2 separate regions of the Homo sapiens genome follow, and region 1 is linked to region 2. Evidence: chromatin contacts called from ENCODE Hi-C data. All regions are on one chromosome and are shown on one strand. Each heading gives the region's core, a stretch centred on a gene start or an enhancer-like site at or near the end of the contact. The rest is flanking DNA. Distances are from core to core; before and after follow the strand shown. Region 1 holds the start of GADD45A (growth arrest and DNA damage inducible alpha). Region 2 holds the start of EFCAB7 (EF-hand calcium binding domain 7).

Region 1 (4,195 bases), core at 1,161-3,660, 4.2 Mb before region 2:
AGTAATTATACTTTTGAGGAGAAAACACTTGAACATTCTATATTTTGGCTATGTGACATGGAGACAAATTAGAAGCACAAAAAAATTAAAGTTTCTTCAAGGTAGTTGGGTTCCCTGCAAAAGCGTTAAGGGTAATTACCTATTAAACTACACATTGCAAAGTCTGAACCCATGCAACCCAAGCTGAACCACATACATATGTTTGCATATCTGTTCAGTTTTGCATGAGAGTATCATTCACCGGTTTGCTCTACCAAACTTGTTACCCTGACCTGAGTGAAACAGTTTTGAGAAAGATTTCCATGCTGTGTGCACAATGAGATGAGAGCTGCACAGCAGTTAACTGGAATTGCCATCAACCATACTCCAAGAGACAGAATAGTACTTTTAAGGAGTAGCAAAATAATCGGGCTGTCACTTGACTAGACCAGTCAAAAAAGAGCAAAATTTAGAAGACAAAAGTAGCACATTTACCCCTGAAAACATAACTTCCCTACCTACCAAAGGTTTTTATCAGGAAAAAAAAAAAGAGCCATTAAAAAAATGCAAGATTGCAGAGAAAAAAAATTCCACTCTATCCTCTTAATGTATTTCTAGGGAATTAACAAGGTTTGTCTCCTACACAATTTCTATTTTTAGCTCTGACTGGCAGAGAATGAAGCTGACTCCTTAATGAGGGGTGAGCCAGGAATTCATTTGGCTTTATCTAATCTGCCCTGCTAAAGGAATTAGTCACGGGAGGCAGTGCAGATGTAGGTAGGGAGTAGCTGGGCTGACTGCTGACTCACAGGGATCTCTTCCGCTGCTGGCAGTCCCCAGCATGCTTAGACATGTTCTGTACCACAGAAAATCCTGGTGATGAAACTAGCACATCTCGGCTGAAAGTCCAGCCACACTCTAGTCGGACAAAGGCAGCCACCCTCCTGACCCCCACCTACCACAGATCCACAATCAGGCAACCCAGCCCTGACTCCCGTCCTTCCGGGGCTCTACCCTGCAGGCTGCAGTCCCCCAGTCCCTTACCGTCACCAGCACGCAGTGCAGGTCCGGGGGCTGCTCGGCGCCCTCGCTCGCCGCGGGGCCAGCGTCGGTCTCCAAGAGCAGGAGCTCCGCCAGCCGGCCCGGGTTGCTGACGCGCAGGATGTTGATGTCGTTCTCGCAGCAAAACGCCTGGATCAGGGTGAAGTGGATCTGCAGAGCCACATCTCTGTCGTCGTCCTCGTCCGCCGCCAGCAGGCACAACACCACGTTATCGGGGTCGCTGGGGGCAGCGGGCGGGGCCAGTGAGCGCAGAAGCGCGGGCGCCCTCAACCACTGCCCGGGTCCCTGGGGGTCGCCGCCCGGCCCGCTCGCCCCCTCCCTTCCGAGACAGGCAGAAAAGCGACAGGAAGTGGCGCGGCCGGGCGAGGGGCGCCCAGCCAAGGCGACCTCCCGGGCTGGGGCGGGAAGGGGTGCCATGGGGGACGCGCAAGGGCCCCACTTACACGTTGAGCAGCTTGGCCGCTTCGTACACCCCGACAGTGATCGTGCGCTGACTCAGGGCTTTGCTGAGCACTTCCTCCAGGGCATCCCCCACCTTATCCATCCTACACGCGGGCAAGGGCGAGGGGTCCCGTCAGCCCCGGTGCCCTCGGGGCCATCGCCGCCCCCCTCGTCCGGTACCACGCCCCTCCCTCTCGAATGCAAGCACCACCGCGCACCTGGGCTCTACGAAAACCCGGCGCTCCCGCGGCCCCGTCACCCCCCATGACCCCTGCACGCCCAAGGACCGGGCGTCCCGTGAGAAGTCCCGAGAGTGCCCCTGCCACAGGCTGCCAGCCACGGGAGCCGCACGGGCAGCGACGGCCACTGCTGCCCTTTGCAAAGGCCCCGGCGGGGCTCGTTCGGGTTGGGGGGCACGCTCTTTCAGTCCGTGGGAGCTCCACGGAGAGTCCCGAGGGAGCAAGGGCGGGAGTTGCCCTGTGCAAACTTTTTAGCTTCCTCCCCTGCAAGCCTTCCACAGCCCGGCTGCACCGGGGAGCGCGGGGTAGGTAAGAGAAGTTCGGGCCGGAAGAGTCCGCAGGCCGACTCACCTTTCGGTCTTCTGCTCTCCAGCCGAGAATTCCTCCAAAGTCATATTGCAAACTGCAGGTCGCCCAGGGAGAGAGCGCGGCGTGCGGGCTGCTCCTGCCACGGCTAGCGCGCGGGCGCCTGCTTTCTGCACTCACTCACAGGCGCCGCTCCGGCAGCTCAGGCCCTGGCGCTCTCCGGCCGCCCCTCGCCCGCCCGGGCTCCTCCTCCTGTGCCAGCCGCCGCAGCTCCGGCCACCCCTCCCGCCTTGCTTGCTCGCTCGCTCCCCGGACCTCGCCTCGCCACGGGCCGCACGACACTAATTGGGCCGCTGCCTCCCAGCCACTGCCTACCAGCCACTGGAGGACAAAGGGCCCCGCTCTCCGGGGTTATCCTGCCAACCCTCAGCCAACCACCTTCCGCCTCATTTGCATGCAGCTTGGCCATTGGGCTATGCAAATCAGCCTGCTCCAGCAATTTGACCCCAGCTCCTGGAGTCAGGTTGAGAGGAGCGGAAAAGGGAGGAGCCACGCGGGAGGCGAGCCGAGGGGGCGGGGGCGGGGGCGGTGCCGAGAGGGGAAGGCGGGTCCCGCGCGCACTCTTATCCGGTTGGCGGGGACCATTGGGAGTGGGGGGCTTTAGCAGAGGCTAGAGGTGGCCTCAGCTTGGGCTGAAGCAGGCTGCCAAGTGTTTTTCTATAATAGTTGCGGCACTTTTTTCTTATTATCTTTTCATGTCTTTTGTTTTAAGGGGTGGCTATTAAAATCTATTTCCAGGGTTAATGCACTGAAGTCTAGTAATTATTAGTAAGCAGGTTACATTAAAAAAGTGTCTCCAGACCTCCGGGGCAAAGTTTACCTCAGAAGTGTTGTTTATCTAAGTCTAGGCGAAGCTGCTTATTAGCAGTAGTATTATTTCGGTGCCCTGATGGCTGGTTTGATTTATTTTTGGAAAGCTGCAAGGGTTGGAAGCTGAAAAAAGAAAAACCAACCCGTTTGTATTCAGGGATGGCAGGGAACCAAGTTAGAATCTTTTCCACAGAAAGCAGAACGGTTTCCCACCTGCCCGGTGTAACTGGGAAATCGTGAGCTGGTCTGCGTGGGGAGCTGGTGACCACATGTGGGAATCCCTGGCAACCCAGATTCTCCTTTCTCAAAGAGCCTTGCCCAAACAAGGATCCTTCTGGACGCCCACCAGCTGAGAGACAACCATCTGACACCCACACAGCCCACAAGTCTAAATTCAAAATGCTCTCGATATGCCCTAAGCTTCCTTTCCTAACGTATGTATGTCGTTACCTTCCACAGAGAGCCTCCTATGATCTCACTGTGAATTATTGATGTTAGATGCTGAATCATGAAGCTGTAACTATAGGAAGTTTTTAGTCATATGCTAAAATTTCACCTTTGAGATAATGGCAACTTGTAGGTGGAAAGCAGACCTTTAAAACTGCAAATGGTAGTTACACATTTTTGAAAAACAAACTTTAATATATAGACTCTCACTGAGTAGTTCAAAAGTCCCTTCCTTTGTTTTATGGTTTATGCAATAAAAGCAAAAACATTTCTTAAACCTACTGAAGTCATCAAAAGTGGTGAAAATGGCTCCCACATGCTTGCATTCAAAACAGTGCTTGCATTATTAAGGTTGCTGTACAGCCAAAGGTCACAGAAGTAATTTCTGCAAAGGTACCTGGAAGTTTTGCACCCTTATGTTTTTATCACTCTAGACAAAATATTCTCCAGCTCTCTTGATCTTAATTTGGTGGAAAAGAAAAGTGATAGGTTTTCTGGTTCATTTATTTGAGTTGTCATTTTGCACTCATTTTTTCACTGTGTTGTCAGCCATGGACAACATTTGAGTAAAGAAATGGTCATGGTCAGTGCATAATTCACCTAAGCATGACTATGTATCTCATATCTATGCCTTAAATCTTAACATTTGATGTCTTTCTTAAAGAATTCCTCAACATTGAAATTTAGGTAGGTTACCGAAGCATTTTCAGTTTTGCAGACAAAACCTGAATTACACAATCTAGCCTGAGTCATCATTTGGCGATTGTTAATATGTTCCGTGGAACTCCAAGGTTCTATCCACTAGGCATTTCTTAGAGGTTCTTGGGAAGAAAATGTGATCACAGCAAGCT
Region 2 (3,667 bases), core at 866-3,365:
GAGGACTCTCTGAAGGTGTTGATTTCTGACTGGAGAAAGTTGCATCGCTTCGTGGACTGATCGCCATTCTATTGGAAAATAATTTAAAAATGTGTTTGTCAATGTGAGTCACTAAAACACAAATGTCACCATGTCTTTCAAATACAGGGAGGAGAATCAAGATTTTATACATAGAAGAAAATTTATAACATATATGAAAAGATCAAGATATTAAAAGTTTTATATGTGGAAGTAAAAGACGAATACTATAGTTGTATATGGACGTATTATATATTAAACAAGAATAAGCCTTTGGCAGTTAATTTCTAATTTTAGATATATACATATGTATATATATAATTGTTCAAATATGTGATAATAGCCAAAAGAACAAAGATATACACAAGAGAAGAATCACTGAACAAAGGAAGAGCACACATCTATTCTCTCAAAATACGAAAGTCAGATGACAGTCTTCATCAGGTTTTTAAGAGGAGCAAATCAGTTAATACATGTGAAGCATATACAATATTGCTTGACACGTAGTAAGTGCTAAATAAACTGCAGATAATGAGAAACTCCAGAATAATGAGAATCGGGATATGAGTGGTAGTTGACACCCATCTTCCACAGCAGGATCAACAAGATCATTTCATTAACATCTCAATAATGCAGCCCCACATTTCAAATAGCTATATTTTAAAAGTCTTATTTATAGCATTATCATAGTTTTACTGTGTTCCTTTATTAATAACAATATTTGGGGTTTGTATAGCACCTCTGTACATAAGAGCTTAAAGAACTGTCATACATCTTGTCTTATCCCTATTACAGCGGTCAGGTATTTTTTTGTCCGTTTTACAGATGAGGAAATTGAGGGGTAGCAATGTCACCCAGCTAGCAGTAAGTGGCAAAAAGCCGTAAATTTCACGAACAGTTTCTTCTTTGTTAATGTGGATATAGTACTGAACAATGGTTACTATGGGGTATTAGATTCTACTGGTGGTCTAACAGCTTCCAATATTACTCTACCCAGCTTTGACTTCTAAAAATAGATCTCCAACCTAATAAATTGAATATTTCAAGTTCAATAATAAGATAACACAGGTAGGGTCCCCTTCAGGACTCATTGCATTCCTACTCAGGAGGCCTAAATCACTTGCACCTTTTCGAATTATATAGATCATTTACACTTGGGAAAGAAAGATAATAATTGCTTATCATGGATGAAGTACCCTATTTATAATACGCAGGCCGCCTGCCTGACACTTTCATATTACACCAGATTTAGAAGGACCCCACAGGGATGTGGTGTCACAGTCTGGTTACTGCAAATTGGTAATACTATAATTAAGCATCAGAGTTCTAAACACATATGTGTGCATGCATCTCCTCACAAATGTGAAAGAAAACTGTTTCAAGAAGTAAGGGAGAATGAATTTCACTTTGCAATAAGCAATTTTAAAATATAAGTATATTTTAGGATCGTCCTCAAATATTCTTTCCAAACAAGGCAACTCCCTCACATGGAAATCCCAAGGCAGAAATGTGCCAGAATTTTATTCTTTTCCTTTCTGTGACGAGAAACCAAACTAAAGCTTAAATAAACATATAATTGCACCCCCCGCAGGCTTGGAAACCTCCCTTACTTAAAACTCCGGCCCGAGACTGAGACAGGGGCCTAGAGAGTACATTGCAGCAAACGGCTCCATAAATAACCAGCCACACAATAGCAAGAAAAATAAACTGTTAACAAGCGCCTAAGGCTTCTACAGGGCCAAGTGAAAACAGAAAGCCGTCCAGTCACCGTCCCTACACAGTGAAATACCGTCACAGGTAATCTCGGGCACCATCTCTCTATTTTTGTATTCCTCTGGAAATAAAACCGCATTTACATGTACATTTTAGGTACATACATGGACCAAATGTTTATGACAGAGAAGTAGACAAAGCAGAGGAAGGAGAAGCAGCTGCACAGAGAGGGACAGAGGGAGCGAAGAGACAGAGACAGCGAGCTGTTTGCTACCTAATTCTAGCTCACAAACAAGGAAGCGCAGCCAATTCTCTTCGGCGATTCAGCGTTCCTCTCACCGCAGCTGGACAGATCTCGGCCTTTCTCTAATCACCATGGCAACTGCACCTCACCGCCACCGGAAATAAGATGCAGAGCCCTTCTCCAAACGATCCGGCTAGAAATCTAGGAAGCGCTGATCCGGAGCGCACAGAGACAGCTGTGTTGCTCCTCTATCGCGGGGGTGGTATGGCCAGAGTAGTGAGAGAAGGTGCTCTGTTACACCAGCAGGAAATAGGTGCTGTCCTGGGCCTAGAACTCCCCGCTCGCTCCTTTGCTCGCGCACACCCGGATCCTTCGTCGCGGGGAGGATGTTTCCGCCCGGCCGCGGTGGGCTTGACGCAACGTCCAGCGCGCGCTTTTCATGCCTTGGCGTTTCCTTTGGCGGATTTTCTGTTTTCGGAAGTTGCTGGGTTCGTTTTATTCAGCGGCAGTGGTGCTTTCCCGAATCTCAGAATGCCGTAGGTATCTCCTCCCCAGGTATTGCTGTTTTGGGGGCCCTCTGCAAGAAGAGAAGATATTATGTGGCCCAGTAGCCTTTCTCGTTTTCCTATTTTTTCGGAGTATGAACTTGTCTCCTCTGTCCACAGGCAATTCCCTTCGCTTGGTACCCTCAACTCTACGTCTCCTCCAGCGGTACTCATACGATAGTCCTCCTTCGCTTTCTGTTTCTACGATGCTTTTGACAGATTTCGTAAACTGTGGGCTGTATTTAGGTGATGTCTAACTTGAAATAACATAAATAAGGTTGACACACAGGATGGGACAGAGTAGATGAAAACACGCCTTCGTAGTTTGTCAGTCCCTTGCCTTCATTAATGTGGCGCGTTCGTGTAAACCCGTGGGAGAACTCATGGACTGAGTGGGTCTAGATACCTGGATTCCAGATAAGACTCTTTCACTGTTGGGCAAGTCACTTATCGACCCTGAGCTTCGTTTTTTTTTACTTACACAAATAAGTTTGTACTGCATGATCTCTAAATTCCCATCTATGACCAATAATCTGATTATTGAGAATGACCATAGTGGGAATAGGCATTGTGCTAGATAAGATTCATCTGTTTTTCATATCCTTCATCCATCCTATATTGAGATGCATAAAATAGTTGCTACCCTATAGAAACTTAAAAAAGCCATTAAAGGTTGGGGGAGTGGGGTGGATATCAAACACCTGTAATTTCTCCTTGGCCGTCCTTGTCCTCAGGTTGATTTAGGTACCCCCTCTAGTGTAACCTGTTCCTTAGTTTATTTCAGGATTAAGTAAAATGCAAAGTAACACAGCTGGGGAAATTTTTGTATCAAATAGGAATTGACATGAAAGGGGAAAGCTGTACAGAAATGATAACCTATATTTATTGAATCTTGAATTACAATGTGGGTGCTGTATTAATCAATTTATCTACGTTTTTTCATTGAATCCTAAAATACTTTAGGGGATGGGGGCTGCTATTATCTTTACAGATAAAGAAACCCATCACCTAATAGGGTGTTCAACACAGCTGCCAATAAATGCATGTTTTACTGATGCCCTTAAAAGTTATGGATTATTGAGGAGGTTTTCCTTTCCCCAGAATTAAGCAAAGAGACTTGTTTCCCTACTCTTGCATTAGAAAAATC

What was found. A loop is a pair of places that touch in the nucleus more often than their neighbours do. Pooled maps may share reads with other maps.
Region 1: a loop to region 2 is called in a map of CD8-positive, alpha-beta T cell, with 17 times the contacts of the local background. The contact joins the promoter of GADD45A here to the promoter of EFCAB7 in region 2. A Hi-C loop is called at or near these places in 2 of 168 maps with a recorded cell type or tissue (both CD8-positive, alpha-beta T cell), 1 of 37 single-sample maps with no recorded cell type and 9 of 50 pooled maps.

What each region holds. Positions count from the first base shown.
Region 1 is chr1:67,683,416-67,687,610 of GRCh38, reverse strand. GADD45A (growth arrest and DNA damage inducible alpha) reads right to left here and starts at 2,410. Exons shown (of 4, transcript NM_001924.4): 1 at 2,073-2,410; 2 at 1,485-1,586; 3 at 1,024-1,261. The coding sequence starts at 2,116. RefSeq lists enhancers at 480-981, 717-1,156, 1,187-1,236, 240-1,439 and silencers at 1,337-1,476, 1,547-1,676, 2,147-2,306, 2,497-2,556, 2,567-2,746.
Region 2 is chr1:63,521,973-63,525,639 of GRCh38, reverse strand. It overlaps EFCAB7 (EF-hand calcium binding domain 7), which reads right to left and starts at 2,115. Exons shown (of 14, transcript NM_032437.4): 1 at 2,006-2,115; 2 at 1-68. The coding sequence starts at 67. ITGB3BP (integrin subunit beta 3 binding protein) reads left to right here and starts at 2,415. Exons shown (of 9, transcript NM_014288.5): 1 at 2,415-2,511. The coding sequence starts at 2,507. RefSeq lists enhancers at 2,152-2,231, 2,393-3,016.